Regions from separate parts of the Homo sapiens genome. Here all the other regions are linked to region 3. Evidence: chromatin contacts called from ENCODE Hi-C or POLR2A ChIA-PET data. All regions are on one chromosome and are shown on one strand. Each heading gives the region's core, a stretch centred on a gene start or an enhancer-like site at or near the end of the contact. The rest is flanking DNA. Distances are from core to core; before and after follow the strand shown.

Region 1 (3,135 bases), core at 204-2,703, 1.5 Mb before region 3:
AAAACACCTCTTGCAAACGCATTTAAGGACTCGTCGAGACTGAGAGATCACTGCTTTTATCTGGTCGGGAGACACCAGCAATCTTAATTTGGAACGGTTTGATAGAGCGGAGTGCGATGAGGCGGTCCAAGGTTCCTAAGCAACATAGACCTGAGGGGCTTGTCTCCAATGTCCTTTCACCTGTCTTTCAAGTCCCTCTGCTGACCGCACAAAGACTCCCGTGGCCCCGGCAGCAGCTCGGCCTTCTCTACATCTAACCACGTTTACTAAATTTCTACGGCACGCAGCGCACCGCACCAGGAGCTGGGAGCGGCTCGCGGTACAGACCTCCTTCCTCTTTTACTTCGCTGCAGCGGGAGAACTAAGTCCTCTTACCTGAGGCACTGCTGAACTGGTTCGCAAGCAGTCACTCTACCCCCAAGACTAAAACGGTATACCCCAGATCACCACGCAAGTGCGGATACCACAGAAATCCCACCTTCCCCCGGGACCGGGAGCAAAGCCCGCTGGGAAATTGACCTTTCACCCCCTCTCTTGCCTTACCTCAGCTCACCAATTTTGACGCTAGCAAATGAAGCGACGAAGAGAGCTGGAAGGCGGGACTTAGTGTTGCCTGATCCACGCCGATTGGACAACAGCAGTGTCGGGGGACGGGCCGCTCGAGCGGGCTAGCAACCCCCCCTCGATGGGCGGGGAGAAGCGTGGGCTGCGCTTGCGCACTGAGAGGCGGCCGAAGGGGCCGAGGCGGCTACGCGTGCGCGGTGGGCGGAGCGCGGCTCTCCTACCTTCTCGGGCAGCCCAGTCTTTGCCATCCTTGCCCAGCCGGTGTGGTGCTTGTGTGTCACAGCCTTGTAGCCGGGAGTCGCTGCCGAGTGGGCGCTCAGTTTTCGGGTCGTCATGGCTGGCTACGAATACGTGAGCCCGGAGCAGCTGGCTGGCTTTGATAAGTACAAGGTACCGCGGGCCGGCGGATGCCCCTCTCCCTGCTCCCGGCCTCGCCCAGGCGGCTGAGGGGCCCGCGCGGCGCGGTCCGTGTCACCTTGTGCCGCGTGGCTCCGGGCGGGCTGGCGGGCGTTCCTCCGGAGGTCCTGCGGGTCCTGGGGATTGGGGGTCGGGGAGCGTGGGAGCATCCTAAGCCCGCCGCCCGTAGTCGGCACCCCCCGGGAGATTTCCTTTTCCTTAGGAGAGCGCTCAGTGATCATGGAGCGAGGGAATTCCCTTCCTATTTTTTTTAAACTTATTATTTTCGTAAGCCCCCGAAAGGATGGAGTTCCTTCTGTTGTGTCAATCGCCTTCATTTTAGTGAAGTTTCCACTCGCCTGTCATGCATACAACTTCGGAGGAGGAGATGATCGTTTGGCAGATGAGGCCCGGGAGGGGAGCGACTTGCCGATGCCATCCTGCTGATGTCTCCACTTCTGCTCCCGGCAGGGACTTCCTAAGCGGCAGCTTGTGGCGCTAGGGCCACCAGATGAAAGGGAGGTGCACAGGAAGGAGCTGTGGAGTGGAAAGAGCGCGGGCTTTCGAGCACATACAAACCTGATTACAAAAGTCAGATTTCTTTATTTCGTCTTGGGCACGTCATTTTAACCCCGCTCAGCCTCTCTTTTGTGTATGAAACTGAAAGTAATAGCTTCTGCTGTGCAAAATGATTAGAGGAATTTGTGAAGCGCTTGGCAACATACTAGGACCCCAGTAAATAAATGCGGGTGGTTAACTTTCCTCCAAATCTGGTTCCCATCCGCAGTTCCTTTACCAATGAATGACTCTAACCATCCAGTCGACCAAGCCTGAAATATGGGCTTTAACCCTTCATCCTTGTTGTTACCCGTTCATCTTCACATCTTAGCTTAAATATTGCTTCCTCAAAGAAGCCCTCCCTACGTGCCCCTTTCCCCCTTAAATGTGCGCTCTGTTCGTTTATGGAATTGCTGCTTTAGCGTGTCTCGCCATTAGAATATAATGCCCAACTCATTAGAGTTTTCTTGTGGACCATCATGGCTTAAGCACAGTGCTATGTGCATACTAGGCACCCAGTAAGCATTTGTGGAATGAATGAATAACTGAAAAAGTCATAATGGATTTTGTTTAACTCGAGTTAAAAAAAAAAAAAGCAAGGGTCCTTAGAAGGTCACATAGCATGTTTCTCTGCTTTCAAGCCGTATTGTGCCATACCATTCTGAACCGAGGTGATGACTTGTCTTAACATTTTAAGTGGAAAGAGGGTCCAGAGCCTTCTTGGTAACTCGGGCCAGTGCTTTTCAACTTTCATTTTAGAAGGCTGTTAACCCAGATACCTCCTGTTTTGCCTTAAGCTCTACTCCCCTTTTGTTGTCTGTTCTGCAGGGTAAATATTGACATATAAAACATTTTCTTCCTTACTAGGGTCTGACTTTCTAAGTGCCAATAAAATAGCTATTTCAATGGGAGCAGTGTTTATAATAGGAAATCTCCTTTTTCTTATAAAGAATCTTCCCTAGATTTATATTTTCAACTAAATAAGTGTCTTAATTTACTAGAAGTTTCGTGTAATTTTCTGTTCTGATCTTTCCCCCTTTTTTATTATATAAGTTCCTGTATCTGACAGCAGATGACTTCCTATCATCCTGGAAAACAAAGGTCGATTTAGCAAGCGTCCAATGTTCACTAAAATAGTTTGTTGATATCATTTTAGTTATAATGAGGCTTCCTTGGGGAAAAAAAAGCACACATTTATAACCTAAATATTCTTCTATTGCAATTACTCAATACTGCATTTATATTAAAATTATGAATCCAGTGGTATCCAAAGGAAAAATCCATGGGATCAGTTTTGCTTGAACACAAATCTCACAGATCTTTTTTTCTTATCGTTGCGTTCCCCTTATGTTGTCTTCAGATAGTAAGCGCTTTATAAATGCTTATTTTAAAAAGTCTTTTTTCCCCATAAATGGGTAAAGATTGAAAACACTCAAAAGATATTTTGTATTCCCTCATGTGATGCTTTATAAGAGGGATGTAAAGAAGAACTGACACTACAAAAGCAGTTGGTGGAAAAATTACTTTTGAAGTAGTTTAATTTATCTTCCCTAGAGGTATATCTGAGAGCTACAGTTGGAAACCTGACAGATATACAGAATAACTGCTGAAAGGGGT
Region 2 (3,314 bases), core at 737-3,236, 1.1 Mb before region 3:
TTTGTATTTTTAGTAGAAGCGGGTTTTCACCAGGTTAGCCGGGATGGTCTCGATCTCCTGACCTCATGATCCACTGGCCTCAGCCTCCCAAAGTGCTGGGATTATACAGGCATGAGCCACCACACCCGGCCTTGTCCTTTTTTTTTTTCTTTTTTTTTGAGAGAGGTGCCACTCTGTCGCCCAGGCTGGAGTGCAGTGCCACAATCATGGCTCAGTTCAGCCTCAACCTCCTGGACTCGAGCGATTCTCCCACCTCAGCCTCCTGAGTAGCTGGGGCGACAGGCATACATCTGCACGCCCGGGCTAATTTGTGTGTGTGTGTATCTTTGGTAGAGGTGGGGTTTCTTTCTTCCTTCTCCTCCTTCTCCTTCCCCTTCTCTTTTTTTTTTTTTTTTTTTTTTGAGACAGAGTCTCACTCTTGTCGCCTAGGCTGGAGTGCCGTGGCATGATTTCGGCTCACTGCAACCTCCGCCTTTCAGGTTCAAGCAACTCTGCCTCAGCCTCCTGAGTAGCTGGGATTACAGGCGTGAGCCACAGCACCTGGCAAATTTTTATATTTTTAGTAGAGACGGGGTATCGCCATGTTGGCCATGCTGGTCTTGAACTCCTGACCTCGGGTGATCTGCCTGCCTCGGCCTCCCAGAGTGCTGGGTTTACAGGCGTGAGCCACCACGCTCGGCAAGATGGAGTTTCGCCATGTTGGCCAGGTTGGACTCGAACTCGAACTCAGTGGTTCCGAACAACTTGGCCTCCCAAAGCGCTGGGATTACAGGCATGAACCACCGCACCCCAGCCCAGCATTTGTCCCTTGGTGGACTGCTTTATTTCACTTAGCATAACGTCCTCAAGGTTCATCTATGTTGCAGCAGGTGTCAGAATTCCCTTCCTTTTAAAGGCTGAATAACATTGTGGTATACACCCCATTTTGTTTATCCGTTCATCTGTTGGTGTGTATTCAGGCTGTTTCTGCCTTCGGGCTGTTGTGAAGAATGCCGCTATCAACATGGGTGTGAGAATATCTGTTCAAGTCCCTGGCTATATTTAAATTCTTTTGGATATTTAGCCAGAAGTGGAATTACTGGATCATCTGGTAATTCTATTTTTGATTTTTTGAGGAACCACCAATACTATTTTTCACAGCAGCCGCAGCATTTTACACTCCCACCAGCAATGCACAAGGGTTCCATGAAATCACTAATTTTATAACATTTTTCCTGATTACATGTTCACTGTAGAACATTTAGAAAATGCAAGAAATAAAATTTAGAAAATTAAAATTCCCCTTATTCTACATACCGGGACATGACTTGAATTTTTATTATCCCCAACAAAGGGAAGAGAGCATTTTTTTGGGACGATTGCGTTGCTATAGTGCCGAGGCCTGCCCTGCCCGGACCTTATTCTCAAAGCCCCGCCGATCCCGCCGTCCCCGCGACCCCAAGCGTCAGCAAAGTTTATGCAGTTGAACTGGATTCTGAGTATATCTGTGGATAGTTCCTGGGAGAGTCGCAGATACGACACGGGGTTGTCACATTCTCTATGGGTCTGTTTCCTCATCTTTAAAAGCCATCTCTGCGTTGCTAAGGCAAAGCATAAAATGTTTGAGGAAAGCGACTTTTCTAGAAAGCACGTTCTACAAACACACCATCCACGTTCCAAACTGAGCTTCGGTGTTTTGACTGGAGGGCACCTGAGGACGTCAGTACGGTCCCGCAAAGACCAGCAACCAGATTGGCAAGCAGGGGGCAGGAGAATTTCCCGCCCCATCTCTTTAGTTGTCTATTGGTTGATTTTACCATCAGTCTCCCCTGTCCTCCTATCATCGCCGCTATATTTGTGTCTCGGTGCATACTCTCATTGGCCCTACCTGCAGTCGCTCTACGTAAGGGGCGTTCCAGAGTCAGCCACTGGGAGTCGCTGGATTCGGGTTTTAAAAAACGCCGGCCGTGAAGTGGGCGGAGCGAGCGATTTGAACGCGAGCGGCGCGGACTTCTGCCAAGCACCGGCTCATGTGAGGCTCGCGGCACAGCGTTCTCTGGGCTCCCCAGAAGCCAGCCTTTCGCTCCCGGACCCGGCAGCCCGAGCAGGAGCCGTGGGACCGGGCGCCAGCACCCTCTGCGGCGTGTCATGGGCCCGCGCCGCCGGAGCCGAAAGCCCGAGGCCCCGAGGAGGCGCAGCCCGAGCCCGACCCCGACCCCCGGCCCCTCCCGGCGGGGCCCCTCCTTAGGTAACCGGCCGCGGCCCCATCTCGAAGAGGAGAAAACCGAGGCTCGCAGGCGGAGCCCGGATCTCCCGAGTCCCGATCCCGTGGCACTTCCCTGTTGGGGGACAACGCGGTTCCGCCGTCCGGCATCCGCTCCGGGCACGGGCGGTGCCAGCCCTGCGAGGGGCTGGAGCAGGCGGTTCCGAAAGCGGGAAGGGACCGGCTTAGCCACTTGGCTCCTAACGCCGTCTTCTTGTTAGGACTAGTGGTTACCCAGCGCCCACCGCCCACCGCCAACCAGGCATTGCCTCCCACTGTTCGTGCGTTATCTCAGCTTCATATTGTGCCCATTTTACAGCTAATGAGAAAGCCGAGGCACAGGCCAGAGAGCTTGAGCAGAGTCACACAACTTGGTGTTCTGGCGGACACGGGATTTCCAATCCTCTGTGTTTGTGCATTTTTAAATTGCAAAAGTATTGACTGCTTTCGGTGACGATTTCAAACAGGAGTCCTCTTAGGAGGTGTCTTTCAGGGGTTTTTTTTCCCTTCCGGGAGAGGCTGTTAGGCCTTGAACCGAGGCCCTCTGCGCTGCTCACTCTGTTGCCTTCCAGAGCTTGTGTCCGGGAAAAGGGGCCGAAGTCTGTGTCTTAATTGTCTATGGTGGGCTGGTGGATGGGAGACCCAACGGCAGGAGGAGGCAGATGCCTGTATGGTACATGGTGGCAACAGCTGCTTTACTTATCTCTTAACTCTTGCTACGTAGCTATGAGGAAGATGGGAAGTGTATTGTAGTTTATTTGTTTCATTGCTTTTTGTAGAGACTGGGTCTCCCTGTGTTACCCAGGCTGGTCTCAAACTCCTGGCCTCAAGTGATCCTCCTGCCTGGGCCTCCCAAAGTGCTGGGATTGCAGGCATGAGCCACTGTGCCTACAGGCTTTTTTGGGTTTTTTGTTTTGTTTTGGAGACGGAGTCAGGCTTTGTCGCCCAGGCTGGAGTGCAGTGGCGCGATCTCCGCTCACGGCAAGCTCCGCCTCCTGGGTTCACGCCCTTCTCCTGCCTCAGCCTCCCGAGTAGCTGGGACTACAGGCGCCTACCACCACGCCCGGCTAAT
Region 3 (3,019 bases), core at 248-2,747:
GATGTACAGGCCTCTTCAACAAATGTCTCCAACTAGATTCAATTTTATGCTCTGTCACCAAAGGAAAGTATTTTTATCTTGGCACAGTGTCTGACAGAATAGTTCTAATATTTGTGGAAAAATAAAGGTCATTGGTATTTAAAATTCTTTTGTTGCTTCTTCTCGTTACACAGTCTCCTACTCATCCTCAAGTTTTCGTCAGTCACTATAACTGCCTCTAGCAGTCTCTTCTCTAACTCCCACCTTTCTAATCTCAGTGGAAATTTGGTAACACAGCTTATAAATATTTTAAGGTAAGGTTAAATTGGTTACATGAAGACCCTAGACCTATTTTCTGAGTAGAATACAGGTGGTTTGGTGCAGCAATTTGGTGACTTATTTTGATTGTCCCAAAGCCTTTTTGTTTAGTTCCACGTTCTCTATTACCCTTTGGAAAAGCAACATTTCAGGACGAATGAGGTGTTACTGTAGCATACCTGATCATTTTTATAACACAAAGTAGCATTACAACTGAAAAGATATTCATCAAAAGACTGAACTGCAGTAATTGGAGTGGTAGGATTTTCTTGGAATATCTGAATTTATTACTAATTTTACAGTGAACATACATTACTTTTGTAATCAGAAAAGCTACCTTAATTTAAAAAAAAGAAAAATCAGAAGGATCTGTCTACTCAATCTTACTGACCTAACTCAACAATTTTCATTTGGCATATTTTCTATCATAATTTGATCATCGTTTTCAGAGGTTGTAAATACTGTGTTTATGTTTTTATTTTGATTCATACTTGGCTTGCTGAAAAATACGCTGTAAATATAAAATACTGCAGTAATGCCGACAATCAACATGGTGAAAGGTGACAGTCTTTTTGATTTCTGCTCAACTCATTATTTTATACAATAAGCTCAGACGAATAATACCCAATTTGGATAATGTTACGCTTGACAAAACACTTTACTTCATTTAGTCCTCACAACAACCCTGTGAGGTAGGCACATTCTCGGAGGTAAAATGACGTGGGCAAAGTTCCCTGGCTCGTTTGGGGAAAGGCTCAGCAGCCGGGCCAAGAAAGGTCTTTGGGGGCGCAAGTCTTTGGAGGGCAGGTCTTTGGGGAGCGCTTTGAGTAATATTAGAGCTTTCACTAAACCCTGGCCTATTACGTCCCCTCCCCTGAGATTTACCTTTATATACTCAAGTTCTTTCATGCCAGGAAGGTAGGCTGAAGGCTTCGAAAACCTGCAGCTCATACCCAAAGCTAGCACTGTCTATCCCTGGAGACCCAGCGCCCAAAAGCTCCACTGGGCGCATAGCGCACGGCACGCCTCCTCCCCCGAGCCGCAGACTGAGTAACTGGCCCCGGACTAACCTGACCAGGTCGGTCATGCAGGAGCCCACCACTACCACCGCCGCCACCTCCTCTTGCCACTGCCTCTGGGGTTCCCCAGACGCCGCCATCGCTCAAAGGTGCTGCTGTCCAACCTGGACGGTGACCTCTGCCCTTTGCCCGACCCCGTAACCAGAGACGCCACTCCTGCCCTCCCTAACGACGCGGGCCTTTCAGACGCCTACGCGGGTCGCCCACCTGACTGCCCGAAATCACCCCGCCCACCAAGTGTCCCCTCTTCTTCCTGGAATAGTCTCGGTGCACAGCCTCACGTAACAGGGCCCTCCTGATATGGCGAGACTCCGCGCTCCTCGTCACTCACGGGGCAGGCGCTGAGGAAGGAACTGTCAGGCACCGCGGGGACGCCTTTCCGAGCGCCCGGCTCGGCGCGGCGCGGGGGCGCGCACGCCGCCCAGCTTCGGGGCCGCAGAGGGGGCGGGGCGGGACGTCCGGGGAGTGCGCACGCATCCTGCCCGCGGCGCGCGCGCAGGTCGGTGCGTCTGTCGGGGGCGCGCTCGGGTACCTGTACCCCACGTAGTCGCCGGTTACCGATCGGACTAAGTTCCAGGTACCTGGACTGGGGCTGGTGCGGGGAGGTTGGATCCCGAGTCGCACAGGTGGCGTGGAGAACTGTGGTTTAAATATGGCCAGGGGACTCGCCTCCTCTTCCTATGGAGAAGGCCCCCGTTCCAAAGATGCCCTTCTCATCCCCATCACGCTGATTCCCTCAAGAACGAGCCCCCAAGGCCAGAGGCGTCTCTTTCTCCATATCTGGCCCATCCCCTGGTTCCTGTAAACCCCGAGTATTAGTTCCTTGTTGCCTGATGAGGGGAATCATACAGTTTGGAAGAGGGGAGAGTGTCCCTTTTTAAGACGTCCCCTAGAGTGGGGTGGTCATTCTTCGGGTCTGAGCTAACTTGTTTTTCTCGAATGTTGCCCCTTGGGGGAAATTGCTTCCCCAGTGTAACTTCCCTCGTGCGCTGTATGACGTCGACGTGACGCAGCAGGATGCCACCCCTTTCCGTTCCATGACGTCAGCAGGGCACATGTTTCCGTGTTTGTCATCTCATTTTAATTGCAAGAACCTGGATGGTGCTTTAGACGTCTTTGTAATCCCCAGGCCTCTCATCAAAGGACCTTTTGTAACTTTATTTTGGGGTAGCAGACCCTTGCAAAAATTGTAATTTTGCATTTTCCTTTTGCAATACGTCAAAATCAGGAAATACAAATTGCAGTAGTAGTATTCAGGGGACTCTGACCACCGTAAATATTTGTATATCTGGGGTGTATTATAGTGCTGCCATGCGTAAGAGTTACTACCGGTGGTGACTCCCTGTCCATGTACCCGGTTCACTGCACCAAAGGACCAGTGTTTTTGGCTAAGTGACTTCTGATTTTGGAGTCATTGTGTTCCACTCCCCACCCCCCGCCCTTTTTTTTTAGAGAAGTCACACCTCCTCATGGTTGAAATAGATTTTAATACTGCGTGAAACCTTGCACTGTTAAAACATAGTATTATGGCTGCCCTGGAAATAGAATTCATTCCCTCAGGTGTCATCCTAAAGTCACGACCGTTGCTGAATTAGAATGTATTGTTGTCACTTAGTATGGTTTGGCTTCTAGAGCAAGGCTGT
Region 4 (3,354 bases), core at 144-2,643, 1.2 Mb after region 3:
TGCTGAGCCTGCAGAGACAGAGAAACTGGCAGCTGACCAGGGTCAGGGATGGTCATGTATTCAAATATTGTGGGTTTTAGTCAAGTGTGCTCCACCCGATTCAACAATGTGATGTGACTGCTCCTAGCAACTATTTTGATATGGTGAATGTTGTTAAGCATAGGACCTAAGAAGAGGTGGCAGTCTCTTTCCTCTCCGCACTTGGCAGGCCACCCACTCATTCCTGATAATCACATTTAAGAGAGCTCTGGACAAGCTGGAATGCATCCAAGAGAATCCCTCAACATGCTGGTGAGTGGGATTGTGACCAGGTCATATCAGGAGTAGCCTAAGGGACAGGTAATGTGTGTCTTGGATGAATTGGAGTCAGACTTAAGAGTCCCCAGGGCAGAAACAAAATCCAGTGAGGGAGAGATGCAGGGAGCTGGATTTTAGCTCCTAAGGTAGAAAATTTCCAAAAGGCTGATCAAAGATTAAATGGCTGCCTTAAAAGGTAATGAGTTCCTTGTTAGTGGAGGTGTTCAACCACTGCTTGGTGGGAAGACACTGTAAGGAGGATTCAGGCAAGTGGGAAGGGGGCTTTTTCCAGTCCCTGAAATCAATGATTCTAACAGGAAAAGATGCTCCGGGGTGCGGTGAGCGCTTACCTCTGCTCTTGCAGAGACACTGACAGACGTTCATTCAACATCTGTTCCTGCCAGGCACTGTGCGCGCTGAACACAGAAGTACAGCCTCTATGAAGCAGCCGCTGTAGGCCTCAGAGACAGCTGATAGATGTAACACTGTTGTCTCCATGTTTCAAACTTCGGTCATGGTCTTACTAGGTCTCCTCATTAAGGGGACTCACTATGTGTCCAGTAACGCTTTCTTGTTACCAGATGACAGAGAGTCAGGCTGTCAGAGTTCACGACTTTAGGTGCACAGTTTCACCCTGTCTGGTCCTTGGGAGACGGAGAAGGGGTCAGGAGAAAACGTGGGTGAAGAGGCAGCAAAGCCGCAGGAGATATGAACTAATTGCTCAACGTGGGTGTAGCACGGATTAGGCCTTTTACAGCAAGCGCTGCCAGCAGGGAACTGGTGGATGTACTCTTGACCACGCTCGGCTGGACTCTGGGGAGCCCAAGACGGGTAAGACTAGGTCCCCGGCCCCAGCAGCTGGTGGGGGCGCCGCAGGTTAGAGACGTGAGGCCGCGAGGCTGAGGGCTGTGAAGGCGGTGGGCACGCACGGCGTGCCGGGGCCGCCTGGCTTCGCGGCGGGGGAGGTAACACTGCGACACCCCGCAGACGCTGTCAGCCGGGGTCGCGGCCCCGCGTGCGCCCGATCATCTGACTGCTGGGGAGTGCGGGGGCGCGGGAGCCAGGCGAGCCAGCGCAGGCGCGCGCTGCCTCCTCCGTCCCCACCGAGTCCCCAGCGCGTGCGCGGGGCCGTGGCCGAGGCCTGCGCGCCGCCCGGCCGCCTGCACTGCGCGCGCGCCCACCCCGCGTGGGAGGCAGCGGGAGGGGCCCGGAGAGGTGTGGAGCGGCGCGGCGGGAGGCTCCGTGGGCGGCCACGGGAGACAGCGCCGGCGGGAGCGCGCCTCTCGGCCTTTCCTCCGCGCCCCCGCGTCCCCAGCCGGCCGCTCCGAGAGGACCCGGAGGAGGCAGGTGGGCCGGGGGCGCGCGGGGCCCCCCCGGGCCGCGGGCTGGCCGGCGGCGGGGTTGGGGCCGGGGTGGGCGGCCCTGGGGGCCCGCGGGGAGGTCAGTGGCCCCGGGAGGGTCGCGCAGAGGCGCTGGGGGCTGTGGAAGCCCCGCGGCCGCCTCCCGTGGGCACCGGTGTCGCTGGCCGCGGGGAGGCCTTCTCGGGGCGGAGCGGCCCACCCGGCGGGGATGGGGACTCCTCGTGGCGGCCGCTGACGGACGGCCCAACTTTAGGTTGAGGGGCGCGGGGTGTGCGGGACCCGGCGGCGGAGCTGGGCTCTGGGCCACGACCGCCAGCCGCGGCTGCCCCGAGAGTCCCCGCACGCGCAGTGGCTTTCCAACGCGGCCTCTTCCCATTTCTCACTTGACTCCCCTTGCGCATTAAATTGTCGAGAAACCTTTGGCCAGTGGGTCTTCAAAGCTAAACCAAATGGCTGTCCTTGCAGTCCTTGGCTACCTGAGATCCCTTAATTCTGAACCATCCGCACCTGGGAGGGGAAGTTGAAAGGAGCGCTGGAGCTGAGCCCGCATCCTTAAGGATCCCATTCACTGCTTATGATGGTAGAGCTTTGAATTAGATGTCAGGCTGTTCACGTCATCCAGACTCTGGTTTTCAGCTCTGTGCTGAGACAGTGTTTTGATACGTATCAGAGGATGATGTTCCTATGGGACAATAACTTGCTGTATGTTCTGAGATACTAGACTGCGTTCATATTGTAGCACCATCATCGTATAAAACGGGCGCCTTTGAAAGGTTTCAGTAAACACCTTCCTCAGGAACATCCGCCAGCACTTAAATTGTACTTCACTTTCACTTTGACGTTTGTTGTTTGTGAATCTTGTGCACAATTTAAAGTGAGTCGTCTAAACAGCACAGGATCACGTGGTGCGGGGCATTGAGCAACTGGGGAGGAAAGCAGAGACTTGAACCTGCTGGAGTCTAGTTGGTCTGCGTTTTTATGTTGGAGAACCATCCTGGTTCCAGCTTATTTTGCTTTCGTAAATATGATGCATTTTTTAAATGCTTTCATTTGATACGGTCTATCTGGACTGTAAGATTGAGTCTAGCCATGCATGGAATGTGTTTACTTCTGTTTTGTAGAAGATTTAGCCCATGGTATTCTATTTGTAGGATTCATTTCAGACATTTTGTGTTTACCACATACAGTCCCACCAGCAAGGGCTTTTAAAAAAGTGACCTATGTTGTCTCTCATAGCTTATGACAACTCCAATTTTGACACGTGTTTGAAACTAGTGATCTTTAGATTATATAAAATCAACTTCACTCTTTCTCCCTGTTCAAACCTCAAACTCTGGTTACTTTTAGGCTTACTGCTCCCTTGTTAATTATTTATAATGAACTATGGAGCTATAGGCTTGCTTTAGTGTGTTAACCTTTATTTGTGTCTTGTTTCAGGCATTTGTATATTGTTTTCTCATCTGGAGAGTGAGCTGCACTGTTTTCCTTCAGTGCTGTTTAGAAGAGCTTTCGGAGACCAGAAACATGTTCTTTTTGCATTACCCAATATGGTAGCACTAGCCACATATAGCTTTTGACCACTTGAATGGGGCTAGAGCAGTGGAAGCACTGAAATTTTAATATTTTTTTTCTTTTCCTTTTCTCTCTCTCTTTTTTTTGTTTTTGTTTTTTTTTTTTGAGACGGAGTCTCGCTCTG
Region 5 (2,935 bases), core at 77-2,576, 1.1 Mb before region 3:
TCCGTCTCAAAAAAAAACAAAAATCTCTATTAACATAGATAGATATTTTTCCCGTTTCCTGCCCCACCCTCTCCCCTCCTCCCGGCTTTGAGTTGTCCTACCTTTCTGGACCAAACCAATGTATTTCTTAAATGTATTTGATTGATGTCTCGTGTCTTTCTAAAATGCTGCGCCCCGACCACTTTGGGCACATGTTCTCAGGACCTCCTGAGGGCTGTGTCACGGGCCATGGTCACAAATATTTGGCTCAGAATAAATCCCTTCAAATATTTTAGAGTGTGACTCTTCGTCAACACCCTCTTCAAACAAACCTAGGGATGGTCTTTCTGCCTGGATGCCTCAGCTGCGACCAGAAAGTCCACAAAGGAGCAGTGAAGCAGGGCTTGGTGCAGAGGCCATGCGGAAGGCACGGATTTTTGGAGACTGGAGAACCCAAGCGCAAATCCCTACCCCACTGCTCACCAGCAGGTTCTTAAGCAAATCACTCTGCTTCGCTGAATTTACTGTCCTCAGCTATAAAATGGTGTCCTCGGCAACTGGAGCTAGATGCCTTCGCCACTTTGCTGAAAGATATGAACTGTGCCCAAGGTGGGCGGTATCAGATAGGAGCCCCGAAGTGGAAACGTCCAGCGTGGGAATCTCCTCTCTACAGGGTCCCCAAGGAACTCCCGGCAGGCCCACTTCAGGGCTCCTTTCTGACACCGCCCAGCTCAACCTCTCAAAACGATTCACAAAATGCTGTAATAGCCACGATGCACCCTCACTGCACTGTCCCATCCGCCCCTTTTACAAATAGGAAGACCCAAAGATAAAAATAAGAAACCAAGGCCAGGCGCGGTGGTTCACGCCTGTAATCCCAATACTTTGGGATGCGGAGGAGGGCGGATCACCTGAGGTCGGGAGTTCGAGACCAGCCTGGCCAACATGGTGAAGCCCTGTCTCTACTAAAAATACAAAAAATTAGCCGGGCGTGGTGAAGGGCGCCTGTAATCCGAGCTACTCGGGAGGCTGAAGCAGGAGAATCGCTTGAACCCAGGAGGCGGATATTGCAGTGAGCCGAGATCATGCCATTGCACTCCAGCCTGGGCGACAGAGTGAGACTCCTTCTCAAAAAAATAGAAAAAAGAAACCCAAAAAGGCGGGGGAGAGTGAGGAAGAAAAGAAAAAAAAAACTGGAAGGCCTGGGCCGTGATTTGCCAGGGCCACGGCGTGGCCACCAAAGCGCTCCAGGACGACTCGGCAGAGCGCGGGCACCGTGGCTCAGGCGCGCTCCCCGGGGGCGGGGCGAGCAGGAGGGGTCACGTGACGCCCGGCCCGGAAGCGCTCGCGCAGGAGACCCCGGGTGACGGGGCCCGGCGCCGCTAACTGGAGCGAACCCCAGCGTCCGCCGACATGGCCTGGACCAAGTACCAGCTGTTCCTGGCCGGGCTCATGCTTGTTACCGGCTCCATCAACACGCTCTCGGCAAAGTGAGTCTGGGCCCTGCCGGGCGTGCGGGCCCTGGCGACCCCGGCGCTCGTTCTACGCCTTCCCCCTTCTTGGCCCTGCCCTCCTGGCTTCCCCTGCTTTCCCACTTGCTCCGGTCAGTTCGCGCGCGTTATGACCACCCAAGGGATGCGAGGCCCGGGGAAATGCGGAGCGGGGCTGCGCCCCGGACGGGGGGATCCGAGCCCCGGCTTTGATTTGCTGTACAGCCTCCGCTCCTGTTTCCACGTCTTTTAACAGGAGGGTTGGCCGATTCCTTTCCACGGCCCTTCCAGTGCTGGCGTCCAAGCCTGAGCACCTCCCTCCACGAGCTGGGAGAGACCCCTGGACTTGTGCACATGAGCCGCAGTAGTGGCTGTGCAGGCCGAGTGACCCAGTGAGCGTGGAGGCCTCAAGCGGCAGACAGGGAGGTGCCCCACGGCCCCTCAAGGATGAGGGGTTAGAGCTGTGCTTTGAAGCTTAGGTGGGATTTCGGAATGTGTCTGAGACTGTAAGTCAAGGAAAGTCTACGGAAAGGCCAGATCAAAGTCGATTGTAACCAGCATCAAATGCCCAGGTTAGATTTTCTCTCATAATCAGAAAAGTGCTTTTGAGCTGGGGAATGACATGTTGAAAGTGATATGATTGACTCAATGACATGAGGAGTGGTTTGGTGCAGGAAAAACCACTCCAAGGCTGCTGCATAGCAGATGAGGGGAACTAGGAGGTGGCAGTGAGAAGAGAAAGGAAGGGACAACTGGTGGCAGAGACCAGGTGTGAATGGCCACAGGCCTGACCCACATGAGCAAGAAACAAGGATCACTCCAGGGTTTCTGCCTGGGAGAAGAAAAGTGCCATTAACTCAGACAGAGAGGGCAAGTGGCCAGTTCAGCTCTGATGTATGGGGGTGAGAGGGGGGACAGTTCCCAGGAGGTTAGGGACTAAGGACCCAGGCAGTCATGAGACTGAGGGACAGGGCCTAGCCTCCCCTCTGTTGTGGGCAGGATGGCATTTCTTTGTCTCTCTCTGTCTCCATCTCAGGGCAGGGCCTTCCTGCCCCTCCTTTTCTTGTTGCCCAGGCTGGAGTGCAATGGCACGATCCCATGTATAAGGTACCTACGGTGTGTAAGGGAAGGGGACAGAAGTGACCAAGAGGCGATCTCTGCCTTTGAGATGCTTGGAATCTGAGGTGGAGGAGACAGACGTGTACGCACACGACAGTCACAGTGTTCTCCCTTCCCCAAACGGTGGGCACAGTCAGTGGAGTCCTGGGTGGGCCCCACCTGTTCCTCTGGTTCACCTCTGGCCAACTGTGCCTTGTGGAGAACTACTAGCTTCCCAGGCCCTGCATCCTCCTGAGGATCACTCCTCATGCTGAATCCTTAGCTGTTCAGAGGCCCCAGCCTGAGGGCTCCCATCTCAGGATCTGAACACAGCAAAGCAAGTCTTCTGTTCTGTCATGCCAGCCAGG
Region 6 (3,158 bases), core at 357-2,856, 1.9 Mb before region 3:
GTGTGTGTGAAAATGTAGTTTTTACTTCTCTATCCCTGTTTCTTGTTTTCCACATACTTCAGCGTTTTCCACTTTATCAGGTTGAACCAGCTCACCAGGTTCAACTCCTGTGCCATCACACCTAGGTGTGCTTTGAGGGATGGATGTCCCTGAGAATGGAAGGTCAGCAGCATGCATACTGCAACTACAGAAGGGTAGGAGAGAAAAAGGGTGGCGTAAACAGGACTGATGGGGAGAGAGAACAGAAGGTAAAGCAAATGCAAAGAAAATGCGAGGGCCCGGGCGCGGGGGCTAACGCCTGTAATCCCAGCACTTTGGGAGGCCGGGGCGGGCGGGTCACCTGTCAGGTGTTCGACACCAGCCTGACTAACAGGGTGAAACCCCGTCTCTACTAAATACAAAAAATTAGCCGGGCGTGGTAGCACATGCCTGTAATCCCAGCTACTTGGGAGGCCGAGGCAGGAGAATCACTTGAACCCAGGTGGTGGAGGTTGCAGTGAGCAGAGATTGTGCCATTGCACTCTAGCCTGGGCAACAAGAGCGAAACTCCATCTCAAAAAAAAAAAAAAAAAGAAAGAAAAGAAAAAAAGAAAAAGAAAATGCGAGGAAACGAGCGAAACTCCATCTCAAAAAAAAAAAAAAAAAAAAGAAAGAAAAGAAAAAAAGAAAAAGAAAATGCGAGGAAGCAGGCTGTGTCGGACTGGGAGTAGGCTTGACCACCTTTCAATTTTCAACCCAGTGGTACGACGCTGGCGGCAGGCAGAGGCCCCACCTCCTCTGCAGAGCGCTCTCGGGTTCTCCCGGATTCCTGAAGGACGGCAAAGGCCTGAAGCAGGTTCTCTGAGCACCGCACAGAACCCTCCACTTCGCAGGGAGGTTCTTCCTGCGCCCAGGTGTTCCTCAACCTTCCTCTCCTCGCCCAGGAAGAGGTTGTGAGGATTACCTCATCCCAACCCGAGCGGCGTGGCCAGCTTTTCCATCTCAAACTCTTGCTCTTGAAGTCAATCCGGATGGAGCGCTCATGTTTCCCCGTCAGGGCTGGCCCTGGAGAGGGGGCACGCCGGGAGGCGTCTCGTTCTAGCAAAGAGGCTATTAAATGACCCAGGGCGCGGCTTTTTCTCGCGTTTACGAGCTCCACCTACACGGGAACACATGGCCACCCAAGCCCGTCGCTGCGCCAAGACCTCCAGCTCAACACACCCGACAAGCGCTGTGCAGAGAAACCGCAGCGCAGTCCAGCGGGAGACCCCGGGAGGGGAAGGAGGTGCTGGGCTCTGTAAGGGTGTCCCGGGGAGCGGGGAGCGGGAGGCGGGAGGCGGGGGTCGGAGGGGGGGCGCTGCGCCTGCGCAGTCGCTAGGTAGCGTCTCCCCCGGGGCGTGCTCGTAACGCCGCGCACCCTATCAGGCGGCCACAGGGAGCGCGCCCGCGGCCTCGCCCTTTCTCGCCCCTCCCTTCTCCCCTCTGGGTCCAGCCTCAGACTGAGGCTTGGAGACAGGAGCATTCCACTCGCCACTTCGGCGCGCCCCCATGCCCTCTTGTGCGCGTGCGCAGAGGCGGACCGCAAGGCTAGGGCGTGAGGGAAGGGCGGGCGTACGCCCTTGCGTGCGTCTCAGGCAGCGCGCACGCCGGCGTGAGAGGGCACGGGGAAAAGGTGGCTCTGGCCGGGGTGGCTCGGTTTCCTGGGGCTATGTAACTGAGCTCGTCGACTTAGGGGTCCTTCTTCGCTGCCCTCGCCGCGTGCTAGCAGGGAGTTTCCGCTCGGGAGAGAGACTGTCCTCACGCCCGCTGCGCCTCCTCGACGGCAGAGCAGGCTTGCTCGCCCGTGGGAGCGTCCCGGCCGAGAAGCCCTGAGGGGGGAGGGGAGGCCATTTTGTCCCGACCGACTCCCCGGAACCGGGCGGACGGGCTGGGAGAGGCTGCGGAGCCGCGGTCGCCGCCCTCGGAGGCACTGGACGCCGCCACTGTCGGGGCTTCCTCAAAGCTGTTCGTAGGTCGCCCGCGCCGTCTCGAGCCTTTTTCCCACGCTTCCCCGGTCCTCCGGCCTGAGAACGCCCGAGTGAGGAGTTGGCCGTAGTGAGAGGGACCGATCCCTTGGGGCCGCCGGCGGCGAGAGCCCGAGCCGCTCCTCCCAATGGCGAAGAAGACGTACGACCTGCTTTTCAAGCTGCTCCTGATCGGGGATTCCGGAGTGGGGAAGACCTGCGTCCTTTTTCGTTTTTCGGATGATGCCTTCAATACTACCTTTATTTCCACCATAGGTAAGACCTGTGGGAGGACGGTGTACGGTCTCGGTAGCTGCATACCGTTTATTTTACTCCAGACATCTTGCTTCCCGTAATATACGCCTTTGTTTCAGTGATTCCGATTCCAAACGACACATCCAAGTTACTGTTTGAATCGGCATCGAGCTTACTGGGGCGGGGTCTTCCCATGATTTCCATCCGGTCTTTTGCTTTCGAGTCTCCCACTATGCTCAGTGCCTTCTGTTACAAAATATGCATCATTTAACCATGTTCCAGAACCTTATTTCTTCAGGCGACTGGACTGGCTTTTTCCACATTTGCGTGGAATTAGTAGATGTGTGATATTTTTAAGGTATTTATTTCAGTGGTTGCGATTGAAGCAGTACTAGCTATTTGGGAAAGGCCTGAATTTATACTTTGGGGCAAAGAAAAGATTCCATATGGTGATAACTTAGAGTAAACTTGAGGGTTTCTGAGAAGAATAATTAAGGTAAATTAGAAGGGAAGAGTGAGTTGCCCTCATTCACTAATCCATTGATGTGTCAAACAATCGGAGGCTCTTCGCGCTTGGGGTGGGACTCTGGCATATTTGCCTCAGTGCTTTTCGAGACATCAACAGAAGCAGTAATCTGAGGGAGATGATCAGTTTCTGTCCTCAAACCCAACGGAGTGAAGTCAAGCTCTCTCTTCTATTTTATTTGACTCTAGTATTTACAGGAAAGTATTTTGCCAGTCATAGCCCTATGGACTTATAATGCACTTTCACCATGTTTCAGAATTACTTAGTGTGGAAGTAAGAGCTAAAGAGTGACCTTTTTAATCGAATTTCCCGTTTAGGAAAGGAAAAGGGAAGGCTCTAGGAAAGTCCCTTTTGAATCTGGTTAGAAAATTTAAGTGGCATTGACGCTAATTGTG

What was found. A loop is a pair of places that touch in the nucleus more often than their neighbours do. ChIA-PET counts read pairs that join two places held with the same protein, here RNA polymerase II (POLR2A). Pooled maps may share reads with other maps.
Region 1: a loop to region 3 is called in a map of CD4-positive, alpha-beta memory T cell, with 14 times the contacts of the local background. The contact joins the promoter of ADGRF3 here to the promoter of RBKS in region 3. A Hi-C loop is called at or near these places in 1 of 168 maps with a recorded cell type or tissue (CD4-positive, alpha-beta memory T cell), 1 of 37 single-sample maps with no recorded cell type and 7 of 50 pooled maps.
Region 2: a loop to region 3 is called in a map of B cell, with 8 times the contacts of the local background. The contact joins the promoter of CENPA here to the promoter of RBKS in region 3. A Hi-C loop is called at or near these places in 2 of 168 maps with a recorded cell type or tissue (B cell and CD4-positive, alpha-beta T cell), 1 of 37 single-sample maps with no recorded cell type and 6 of 50 pooled maps.
Region 4: a loop to region 3 is called in a map of CD8-positive, alpha-beta T cell, with 21 times the contacts of the local background. The contact joins the promoter of CLIP4 here to the promoter of RBKS in region 3. A Hi-C loop is called at or near these places in 3 of 168 maps with a recorded cell type or tissue (CD8-positive, alpha-beta T cell and naive thymus-derived CD4-positive, alpha-beta T cell), 2 of 37 single-sample maps with no recorded cell type and 10 of 50 pooled maps. POLR2A ChIA-PET finds 5 or more read pairs at or near these places in 1 of 52 experiments (naive thymus-derived CD8-positive, alpha-beta T cell).
Region 5: a loop to region 3 is called in a map of CD4-positive, alpha-beta T cell, with 5 times the contacts of the local background. The contact joins the promoter of SLC35F6 here to the promoter of RBKS in region 3. A Hi-C loop is called at or near these places in 2 of 168 maps with a recorded cell type or tissue (CD4-positive, alpha-beta T cell and naive thymus-derived CD4-positive, alpha-beta T cell) and 6 of 50 pooled maps.
Region 6: a map of CD4-positive, alpha-beta T cell shows a loop between it and region 3 (19-fold over the local background). The contact joins the promoter of RAB10 here to the promoter of RBKS in region 3. A Hi-C loop is called at or near these places in 2 of 168 maps with a recorded cell type or tissue (CD4-positive, alpha-beta T cell and OCI-LY7), 1 of 37 single-sample maps with no recorded cell type and 7 of 50 pooled maps.

What each region holds. Positions count from the first base shown.
Region 1 is chr2:26,345,336-26,348,470 of GRCh38, forward strand. ADGRF3 (adhesion G protein-coupled receptor F3) reads right to left here and starts at 1,454. Exons shown (of 14, transcript NM_001321971.2): 1 at 786-1,454. The coding sequence starts at 899. SELENOI (selenoprotein I) reads left to right here and starts at 808. Exons shown (of 10, transcript NM_033505.4): 1 at 808-954. The coding sequence starts at 898. RefSeq lists enhancers at 273-412, 733-1,500, 1,613-1,712 and silencers at 623-852, 903-962, 1,023-1,072.
Region 2 is chr2:26,784,070-26,787,383 of GRCh38, forward strand. CENPA (centromere protein A) reads left to right here and starts at 1,987. Exons shown (of 5, transcript NM_001809.4): 1 at 1,987-2,227. The coding sequence starts at 2,128. RefSeq lists enhancers at 388-1,157, 1,419-1,518, 2,609-2,658, 2,719-2,768 and a silencer at 2,169-2,278.
Region 3 is chr2:27,888,890-27,891,908 of GRCh38, forward strand. It overlaps RBKS (ribokinase), which reads right to left and starts at 1,498. Exons shown (of 8, transcript NM_022128.3): 1 at 1,368-1,498. The coding sequence starts at 1,456. BABAM2 (BRISC and BRCA1 A complex member 2) reads left to right here and starts at 1,840. Exons shown (of 12, transcript NM_199191.3): 1 at 1,840-1,953. It overlaps BABAM2-AS1 (BABAM2 antisense RNA 1), which reads right to left and starts at 2,225. Exons shown (of 1, transcript NR_028308.1): 1 at 567-2,225. RefSeq lists a silencer at 1,686-1,965.
Region 4 is chr2:29,114,022-29,117,375 of GRCh38, forward strand. It overlaps CLIP4 (CAP-Gly domain containing linker protein family member 4), which reads left to right and starts at 1,394. Exons shown (of 16, transcript NM_024692.6): 1 at 1,394-1,644. It overlaps LOC105374386 (a long non-coding RNA gene), which reads right to left and starts at 723. Exons shown (of 3, transcript XR_007086265.1): 1 at 648-723. RefSeq lists silencers at 1,255-1,614, 1,805-2,044.
Region 5 is chr2:26,762,958-26,765,892 of GRCh38, forward strand. SLC35F6 (solute carrier family 35 member F6) reads left to right here and starts at 1,327. Exons shown (of 6, transcript NM_017877.4): 1 at 1,327-1,469. The coding sequence starts at 1,393. RefSeq lists an enhancer at 984-1,183 and a silencer at 1,194-1,503.
Region 6 is chr2:26,032,478-26,035,635 of GRCh38, forward strand. It overlaps RAB10 (RAB10, member RAS oncogene family), which reads left to right and starts at 1,607. Exons shown (of 6, transcript NM_016131.5): 1 at 1,607-2,258. The coding sequence starts at 2,132. It overlaps LOC124907743 (a long non-coding RNA gene), which reads right to left and starts at 1,272. Exons shown (of 2, transcript XR_007086249.1): 1 at 1,201-1,272; 2 at 1-184. RefSeq lists a silencer at 1,273-1,502 and an enhancer at 1,813-1,862.